Linked DNA regions of Homo sapiens: region 2 is linked to region 1. A link is an interaction called in ENCODE POLR2A ChIA-PET data of the cell type or tissue named here. Cell type or tissue: PC-3. All regions are shown on one strand. Links, peaks and the distances in the headings refer to the core of each region. The heading gives the core; the rest is flanking DNA.

The links. Peaks named below come from ENCODE experiments on the same cell type or tissue, not always from the same donor. Only the 100,000 strongest peaks of a DNase experiment are listed, where the experiment ranks them.
Region 2: POLR2A ChIA-PET joins it to region 1 with 6 read pairs; 2 of 35 experiments call an interaction of 5 or more read pairs at or near these places.

What each region holds. Positions count from the first base shown.
Region 1 is chr13:100,868,539-100,873,842 of GRCh38, reverse strand. The region is part of intron 2 of NALCN-AS1 (NALCN antisense RNA 1); the gene reads right to left. Among named protein-coding and RNA genes, the nearest start is that of LINC00411, 73 kb to the left of the region's middle. In PC-3, for the core only: no CTCF peak of the experiment used is centred there; no DNase peak of the experiment used is centred there.
Region 2 is chr13:101,024,567-101,029,870 of GRCh38, reverse strand. It overlaps NALCN-AS1 (NALCN antisense RNA 1), which reads right to left. Exons shown (of 8, transcript NR_047687.1): 4 at 5,073-5,192. Among named protein-coding and RNA genes, the nearest start is that of LINC00411, 83 kb to the right of the region's middle. In PC-3, for the core only: no CTCF peak of the experiment used is centred there; DNase peaks (open chromatin) are centred at 3,340, 3,750 and 4,180; H3K4me3 peaks cover 1,517 bases; H3K27ac peaks cover 2,111 bases.

The DNA of each region.
Region 1 (5,304 bases), core at 1,738-4,237:
AATACAGACATTTATGTGCTATTTCTCCAAAATTGTGTGATGACCTTTGAAGAGGCCATAAGAGCTTAGAAAGAGATGAACTAACCATACCTGAGTTGTTTGGTGCAATGTGTAGGTTGTAACAAAAACTCATACAGAAAAAAGACCACAGACTTTTCTAAAAGTTGGTCACCCTAGGTGGAAGGGATGTTTGCCACTTCTAGCCCAGCCAATAAAACCTCCCACAGAATCCTCCATACTCCCACTTTCCTCATCAGGTGAGTACAGTGATTGGCCAAAGGGGTCCAAGGGCCTAAGACATGGCAGAGCCACTACATCTAAGGAACCTAGATCCCTGAAGTTCTGTGTGGAGCAGAGTTTCACTGCCACCCTGCATTGGACCCTGTCATGCGCAAGGTGTTAAGATTCTGAGACTCTGGGGCTGTTCATTACAGCAGCTGGACTGCCCAGACGTCGAGGGTGGCATAACGCTGTCTCATTCAGGACGGAGAAGAGGAAGCCACAGCATGAACCCTGAGGATGTGAAAACCTCGGTGCCATCAGGGAGAGTGCTTCAGAGCAACTACTTCCCCAGGCGGCAGCAGCCAGAGCCAAGTCTGTAGAAGAGGCAGCAGAGGCCCATAATTCAGGGCCTGCACACCGGCCTTGGGGGACAGGAGCACCCAGGAGCTCTCCCAATCAGCCCTGGGGTGCTCTCCCACTCAGCAGCCTGGGAGGAGCAGCACATTCCCTTATTTACTGTAGCTTGAGCAACGGGAGCCATCGATGGAACCAAAACAATTTCTCTTTATTCTTGTCATTGTAGGAGAGCTGGCCAATCTCATCACCCTTCTTGGGATTTAAGGTTTTATGAGTAAATATCTGGCAGCTGGAACTTCAGGGGCCCAGGAAGATTTAGCAATAAGGCAAATCAAGCCAAGCCTGCTGTGTGGTGTTTACATCAAAAGAATGTTTACACATGGTGAGGACAGAAAACAGTGCGTGGTGAGACGGTCCCTCTGAAACTTCTTCACCCTCCCTCCCTACTTTCTAGCAGGCCACCTTGCCTGACTGACCAAATGATTGAATTAATAAACATCTTCCAGGTACAATTAGAAAGGGCTTTCATGGGGGTTGAGGAGGAGTAGCATGAGAGTAGAGAACAAAAATGGTGCAAACTAAAGGAAACGAGAGAGGAAAAGTAAACTTACAAATTATTTTTATGTTGAAGGCAAAGGAATAAGAAGGATAGAGGCACATAAAGACTGCCTCACAATTTTCTTCCATTTCTCGCTCTCTATTTTATTAAAATAAGTTTTCTCTTGGCAGGGCACAGCGGCTCATGCCTATTATCCCAGCACTTTGAGAGGCTGAGGCGGGAGAATCACTTGAGCACAGGATTTCAAGACCAGCATGGGCAACATGGTAAAGCCCCATTTCTACAAAAAATACAAATATTAGCTGGGCATGGTGGCACACACCAGTAGTCTCAGCTACTTGGGATGCTGTGGCGGGAGGATGGCTTGAGCCCAGGAGGTGGAGGTTGCAGTGAGCCGAGATCACACCATTGCACTCCAGCACGGGCAACAGAGTGAGACTCTGTCTTAAAAACAAAACCAAACAAAGTAAGTTTTCTCAAAAACTAAACAATGAATACATTCTGTTTTATTACTCATTAATTCTTTTAAAAATACAGCTATTATCAGCTTGCAGTGAGCTGACATCGCGCCACTGCACTCTAGCCTGGGCGATAAAGCGAGACTCTGACTCAAAAAAAAAAAAATACAGCTATTATCAAGCCATGAAAAAACATGGAAGAATCTTAAATGCATATTACTGAGTAAAAGAAGCCAATCTGTAAAAGCCACACACGTTGTGATTCCAACTATATCATGTCCTCAAAAAATATGGAGACAGAAAAAGATCAGTGGTCGTCAGAAGTGCGGGGATGGAGAGACGAACAGGTGAAGCACAGAGGACCTTAGGGCAGAGAAACTGTTCTATATGCTACCAGAAAGGTAGGTTAAGGTGGATTCATGCCATTACACATTTGTCAAAACCCAGAAAATGTACAATTCCAAGAGTGAGCCCTAATGTAAACTATGAATTTGGGTGATAATGATGTGTCAATGTAGGTTCATTGATTACAACAAATAGAATATGTGGTGGGGGGCGTTGGCAGTGGGAGATAATTTGCAGGGGGTACATGGGAAATCTCTGTATCTTCCTCTCAATTTTGCTGTGAACCTACAACTGCTCCAAAAAGTAAAGCCTGGATTTTTAAAAAATACATTCGGCTTTCCAAAATATAAAATATATTTTATAACATGAATACAAATTACAATATATACCACTTATACACATGTACATTTTCATATACACATAAAACACTTACACAAATGTAGCATGTATATAAAATGTGTACAAAAGCTCCTTTCCGAAAGATCACCATCAGACAGGATTGATTTTGCTTCTTTTTGTTTTCTTTTGTTTACTTTTTTACCCTTTAAAAACAACACTGCTAAAAACAACACTCCAGACTCTAGGTCCAAAGGTTCATGGAATCCATACTTGACTGAAAGGCAACATTTTATTTCAAAGCATGCCCATTTTTTAGTGATGTTGCCAGTCACTTTATATATTTCCTATGTGTCTCTACATTGCGATTAAATCTTCAACAGATACAGTTCAACAACATCCTGGGGCAGGAAGGGACGCACTGACTCCTGGGCAATAAAAATTCACAGTAAAGCCACAGATGCAGCAGAGTGAGAATTACTGCACCAGCAGGAACTGAAGATAAAAGAGGATTACACAGGATGAAATGTAGTAATTGACTAGAAGTCACTGAAAAATACCAGATGGATGTCACTGCTGTATGTAACTCTAATGCGCCTGCAGACTTTATTGAGCATCACTGGAGATTCACTTTTAGTATTTTCTTGAGTGTAATTGAAGTTTATTGATATGCTACTATTGCCCAGTTTAGATGTGACTAGAAAAAATACAGTTTGATGTACTTATATCACCATAGAAATCTTGGGCTTTGCAGCTTAAAATAAAAGCTCATAGTAATAATTGCCATAATATTTATTCCTCTTTCTCCATCAGTCCTTTACATAGAATATGGACTGTAACTGCTCCAGATAGCATTGAAATTGCAGGGATATTTTCAGAAGTGATTCGTACATAAAAGATCAGACATGCGATTTTGGATACTACCAAGGGAGATTTACAAAGGATTTTTATGTTGAAGGTAAAAGAAAACAAATTTATGTGCTGAAATGAGTTGCCATAGGTGGCGCGGTCCCCTATTAGTCTTCATAGGTTTATTTCCCATTTGGTTTTCATCATAGGAATGGGATACAAATAACTGTCCATCCAAGCTAGAATATTCATTCTGTAAACACAGAAGTCTCAGATCTCAGCAAAAGACCTCCCAGCACAAGCATAGGCCATTTCCCTAAGCAACAAACATTTTAAATTAAGCTGGAAATAATGGGCGTGAAAACTATTGTTTCTCAGAAAAGCAAAGAAAAACTCTTCCTGGGAATTCCAAGTACAGCTCGAATCTTAACACTGACAAGATAGTCTAAACTGGTAAGTAGCTGCTGTAGGCCACAGTCAAAGGGCCAGGCCACTTGATTATATTTTCACAAGCTGAAAATCAAATTCCATTAAGAAAGGAAACCATTTAATTCTGAACTCTGGTGAGCTGCATCGAGCAAAGTAAAGCCAGGAAAGGAAGAACGTGAAGCCTGACCATTGGAACCCAGGACTCCTCAGGGAAAAGAGAGGCAGGGAAGGCAGATCCCAGCTGAAGGAGGTCCCTTTCATTTTCCCCACAGCCCCTTCTCTCCAACCCATGCACACATACTCCATTCCTATGGACATACCCTATAGGTCCTGCCCCAAACACACTTATTTTCTATGGGCTGCTCAACTTCAGTGTTAAGAGCAATGTGCTAATATGGCTAAGGTAAGGACCACTCCCTCACCTGTACTTCCAACCCCACAGTAGTATTCTCAAAGGGTATTTGTCCATGGACCACTTGTATGGGGATCTCCTGGAGTATTTGCTAAAAATTCAAATTCCTAGGCTCCACACAAGACCCACTGACTCAGACTCTCTAGGAATAAAGAACAAGCAATCTACATCTTTAATAAGCAACCTGGGGAAATCACATTCACAGAGAAGTTTGAGAAGCATTCACTTAGAGTTTACAAAGACCTGTAAAAACAAGTAAAGGGAAGAGTTGGTACTACATTATAAAAAGGAAAAACCCTCCAGATATATGGTGACTGACTGTGGATCTGGCACACAGTGGGGTCTCAACATGTTGAATACTAGATGCATGAATGAAAAACTTCAAAAGAATAAAGGATTCAGGACAGAATGTCACCAAGATAGCTGACTAGAAGCTCCTATTACTCTCCACCACCAGCCCCTCCAGCCAAAAAAAAAAAAAATCCAAAACAATAAATAAACAACTCCATTTCAACAAATAACTAAAGAAGAGCACAAGAGAAGAGCAAAGAAGCAGCAAAAATCCTGCAGAGCACAGAATCACATGGTGGCCACATAGCAAAAGAAAGGAGGCACCTCTCCTCCACCACCCCAGCCCACAAGTGGGGATCGGCCTGAAACCAAGAGGGACCCCTTCCTGCAGGGGAAAGGTCAGCAAGAGGACCCCAGCAGCCCCCATCACCAAAGCAGACACCTGCAATTTTCACTACTGGAGACTCCTGCAGTCCTCACAGGCTCAGAGCCCCATTGAGAAAGTCTCTGGAGTCCACACGCTGAGCTACCCACAGAAAAGGAGCTGACACTCTTCCCTGCCCTTCCACCATGGCCCAAGCTGCTACTGTACTGTGCCATCTTGGAACTGGAGACACACTACAGTGCGTCCTGCTCTGGGGGTGGGTAGCCACTGAATTCTTGCATCCCTCAGGCTCAGCCACCAGTGCACCATACCCACTTGGTGCCATCCCAAGCAAAACTGCTGCTACACTTTATTCCCTAAAATCAAGCTATTGAGCTGCTACATCCTCCACATCCTAGTCAGTGGTGCACCCTCCCCTTAGGGCTAAGTGGAAGTGGTGCTCCACCACTGGGGACCCGGAGCCTCGAACTACCAGAGCAGTCATACGCCCTGGCACCACAGTTGAGGCAGCACCCCACCCCCGAGGGACCTCAGGCCTTCCACACACTGGAGCTGTCTTGCACCACCACCCCATGCCACAGGTGAAGCGGCGTTCTACCTCCAGGGGCTCTAAGTCTCCAGTACACCAGAGCAGGTGCACCTCCCAGAACCACAGCTGATG
Region 2 (5,304 bases), core at 1,795-4,294, 160 kb before region 1:
AACTATTAAAACTGATAAACAAATTTAGTAAAGTTGCAGGATATAAAATCAACGTACAGAAATCATTAGCATTCCTGTATACCAACAGTGAACAACCTGAAAAAGAAATTTTTGTAAATCCCATTTACAAAAGCCAAAAGTAAAATTAAAAACCTAGGAATTAACCTAAAGAAGCAACAGATCTCTATAATGAAACAACAAAACACTGATGAAAGAAACTGAAGACAACACCAAAAAAACGGAAAGATATTCCATGTTCATAAATTGGAAGAATCAATATTATTAAACTGTCCATACTACCCAAATCAATCTACAGATTCAATGCAATACCTGTCAAAATACCACTGAACTTCTTTAGAGAAATAGAAAAAACAATCCTAAAATTTATGTGGAACCACAAAACACCCAGAATAGCCAAAGCTGTCCTAAGCAAATAGAACAAAACTGGAAGAATCACATTACCTGACTTCAAATTATACTGCAGAACCATAGTAACCAAAATAGCATGGTACTGGCATTAAAACAGACACATAGACCAATGAAACAGAATAGAAAACACAGAAATAAATCCACACACCTACAATATGTGAATTTTCAATAAAGGTGCCAAGAACATACACTGGGGAAAAGACAGTTTCTTCAATAAATGGTTCTGGGGAAACTGGATATTCATATGCAGGATAAAACTAGACCCCTATCTCTGGTCATATACAAAAATTAAATCAAAATGAATTAAAGACTTAAATCTAAGACCTCAAACTATGAAATTACTACAAGAAAACATAGAAAAAACTCTCCAGGACATTGGTTTGGGTAAAAATTTCTTGAGTAATACCCAGCAAGCAAGGCAACCAAAGCAGAAGTGGACAAATGGGATTACATTAAGGTAAAAACCTTCTGCACAGCAAAGGAAACAATCAACAAAGTGAGGAGGCAACCTACATAATGGGAGAAAATATTTGCAAACTACCGATCTGACAAGGGATTTATAAGCGCCATATATAAAGAACTCAAACAACTCTATAGGAAAAAGTCTAATAATCTGATCAAAAAACTGGACATAAGATTTGAATAGAGGTTTCTCAGAAGAAGACATGCAAATGGCAAACAGGCATACAAAAAAGTGCTCAACATCATTGATCATCAGAGAAATGCAAAACAAAACTACCATGAGATATCATCTCACCCCAGTTAAAATGGCTTATATCCAAAAGACAGGCAGTAACAAATGCTGGCGAGGATGTGGAGGAAAGGGAACACTCCTACACTGTTAGTTGGAATATAAATTAGTACAACCACAATGGAGAACAGTTTGAAAGTTCCTCAAAAAACTAAAAATAGAGCTACCATATGGTCCAGCAATCCCACTGTTGGGTATACACCCAAAACAAAGGAAATCAGTATATGCAAGAGATTTCTGCACTCTCATGTTTGTTGCAGCCCTGTTCACAATAGCTAAGATTTGGAAGCAACCTGTGTCCATCAACACATGAATGGATAAAGAAAATGTGCTACATATACACAATGGAGCACTATTCAGTCTTAAAAGAGAATGAGATCCTGACATTTGCAGCAACATGGATGGAACTGGCGAACATTCTATCAAGTGAAATAAGCCAGGCACAGAATGACAAACATTGGCAATAAGGTGATTATAGTCAATAATAACTTAATTGTTCATTTTAAAATAAGTAAAAAAGTGTAATCAGATTGTTCATAAAAGAAAGGATAAATGCTTGAGGGGATGGATACCTCATTGTCCATGACATGATTATTACACATTGCATGCCCGTATCAAAACATCTCATGTACTCCATAAATATATGCTCCTATTTTGTACCCCCCGCTCACCCCAAGAAAAAGGACTCAGGCATCAGGAAAGGACAGTCCTCACAGATCATTCCTAAGTACATTCTTCACTGGCATCCCATCAACAGAACCACCAGTTATAACTGTAGGTCTACAAACTAAGCCTAGCTCCTAAAACTAAAGTTTGTTGATTCCACACTGATGTCATGAAGAACTTCCTCCCAGGTGCAGAACAAAGACATAAGTAAAATGGACTATTCCTTTACTCTCTTTCTCTCTTCATTTGCCTTATCTTATGTAAAATGTAGTATTTGCCAACTGCCTACCTGCCCCTCTTTCCACATGCCTTTTCCCTCTAAGGAAATGTATAAATACTAAATCTCCCAAAAACCTCTTTGGAAAAACAACCCCAGATGTATTTGTGGCTCATGTTTTTTCCAGACGCACCCTAAGTAGTTTAATAAACCTTGATGATTGACGCTACACCTCAGTCACTCATTCCAGTTGTCACTGAATTCTGGTTCCATTCCTCCCTTTAATTCCCTCTTTGAGGATCACAGACAACTGTTCTCTGATTAAGGTAAGACACCAGAGTACACAAAATAATGAACTTTCCTGGAGCACCTTTGGGATTGTTCTTCATTTCTCGCCAAAGAGCTTTCTTCCAGAGATTCTGGCAGGATGCAAGGTTGCAAGAACACAGAGAGCAGCCATGGGAACCAAGCCTGCAATAAGCAAGGCCTGGAGTGGGGGCCACAATGCAACCCTGACCGCTGGCAGGGATGGCTATCAGGCCCTGTGGGTAACCATAGCTGGGTGGCTGGCTGGATGAGTGACAGGAAGCCACCTCTGATCTTTACCCTGTGCCCTGTGTCAGATAAAACAAATCCCAAGTTAAGTAAGGAAGAGCTTTCTTAGAAAAGACTATTGCAATATTTGATGAAAGTTTAGCATTTGGGGCCAGGCACAAGTTAAGTAAGGAAGAGCTTTCTTAGAAAAGACTATTGCAATATCTTGATGAAAGTTTAGCATTTCGGGCCAGGCACTGTGGCTCACACTTGTAATCCCAGCACTGTGGGAGGCTGAGGCAGCAGATCACCTCAGGTCAGGAGTTTGTAACAAGCCTGGCCAACATGATGAAACCCTGTCTCTACTAAACAAACAAAATTAGCCGGGTGTGGTGGCACATGCCTGTAATCCCAGCTATTCTAGAGGCTGAGGCAGGAGAATTGCTTGAACCCGGGAGGCAGAGGTTGCACTGAGCCCAGATGGCACCACTGCACTCACTCCAGCCTGGGTGACAAGAGTGAAACTCCATCTGGGTGGGGTGGGATGGGAAAAAAAAAAAAAAGAAAGAAAGTTTGGCATTTCGAACTTTTAAACAGGTCAAGTTAGCAAGTACCTTGTCTAGATTAGTCAGTAGATACAAACAGTTCAACTGATTACATATAAGGCAAAGAATGGGAGTTTGGAGGATCTGGCACTGTGTCTGGTTCTGTCATAGGTAAACAAGGAGGTCACCTGTGAGGGTTTTGTAAGTTTTTATAGGGAAGGGCCAGTCGTTGTGGCCGGCCATTTCCTGGAACGCAGAAAAGTTTCCTGACCATGGCTTAGGTAAAGCTGAACGTTGTCAGACCTCCCAGAAGTGGATTCATCTCTCAGGACTTCCTTTTCTCTTCTGTAAAAGGAGATTAGTAATAATTGCTTGCTTTACGCACCTCATGTTGAGATTATGAGGATCAAATGAGATCCTGTTTGTGAAAGTATTTTACAGCCTGTAAGGCATCCTATTAATAATGTCAGCTGTTGTTATTATCTGTGATAGTGGCTATTCAGCTCTCTTGTTCACAACGGGTGAAGGGGTGAACAGGTTCCAGAGGTCACCCTGGCTGACATTATGGTCTTAAAATCTCCAGACTTCCTGGCCGGAGGCCATGAGTTAGCTGTGGCAGCGGTGGGGCCTCCTCGTGGCTCCTCAGTAAACCTTGAGATGAGGCGTGACTTCCCCTCAGAGCCCATTTCCCGGTCTGCAAAATCCAGCTAAAGAGGTTGCCCTGGGTGTGTAATGGAGCCACAACAAAGTATTTTGTCAGCCCAAGGAGCTACTCAGCTGCTTACGCAGAGGCGCAGGACCTCACAGAAGGCATCTTCCACACACGGAGACAGACAAAACAAGCACCTGCGACGGGCTTTACATCCTCAGAGGGCTGAGCTCCTAAATGACTTTTCTTTCAAAGGGCTGCACGGCTCAAGTCAGAGATTCAGACCACTGTTGTTCAGAGGTAGGAGACCGGGAGCACCTTGCAGCGGGTGTGGCATTGGCGTGGCCGCAGGAGAAGTGTGAATAATGCTTTGGTCAGCAAACCAAATAAAGATGCCTGGGGAGAAAAGCTTTTTCAGAAACCCAGGGAAGAAAATCAATATTCCTGGAAAGGAGAGAGGGGGAAATCTATAGAAAGGGAAAGGAGTGGTATGTAATGCAATTCGAAGATTTTCTTTTTCTACCCTCAAGCAATTGACTCAATAGAGAGCAAAACCTGAAACCCTCTGATTAGAAAGGTGAAGGTTTCACTAGAAGAACCAGCTGGCTCTCATATTGACTGGCCAGTGGTTGACTGGGTCACTGCTGGTGTCTGGGCCTGTTTTTCTTTTTTTGTTGTTGTTTTTTGTTTGTTTGTTTTGTTTTTGTTTTCTGATTTATAAGAGTAGAGCTGATATGAATCTTCCAAAAATCAGACATTGAGTTCAGATTTGAAAAGAATGCTATGTCAGTTTTTAAGTTATTCTCTCTGCTATAAATAAAATCCAAATAAATATAATTTCTGCATTTGACTTCATAAGTGAATACAGGAAACTGCTTTTCAACAGGGTCTTGAGCACTAATTTGCAGCCTTCAGAAGCAATTTCATCAGAAATATTCTAGAAAGAATATCCATTTTTGCATTTGTTTAAGTGATTGTGATGGAGATATGGATGGCCTTCCTTAAATGATCAGATTTAGAATATGAATTCATCATTATTATATTATTGATGTTGGGGGTCAGGTCTTTATTACCTTTGCATGCCCACTACTATGAATATATTCATTCATTTTCAGATAGTGAAAGTGGCATCACTGTTTGTCACACAGACTACCGACCACTCTGGCCCACCTGTTTCTCCATCAATATACACATTGTTCTAACAACTGGTTCTCCATCACATATATGACTGAAAATGACCAAATATCTTCAAACAAATACAAAGAGTACACAATGACTTACTTTACCAGATCCGCCTCATATCTGCCTTGTCCTTCTGCCCGTGAGACCCAGGAATCCATGGAAATGATGGACAGATAATGTTTTCTGTCAAACACGTGAGAAATATTCTCCTAGGAAAGACTGTATTAGAAATGACAGATTGAATGGTGACTGTCGTCAACACCGTTGACTATTAAAATGACCCATCTCATGAAAAACAAAAGAATAAAGCTCCTGGCTAAATGAACAAAAT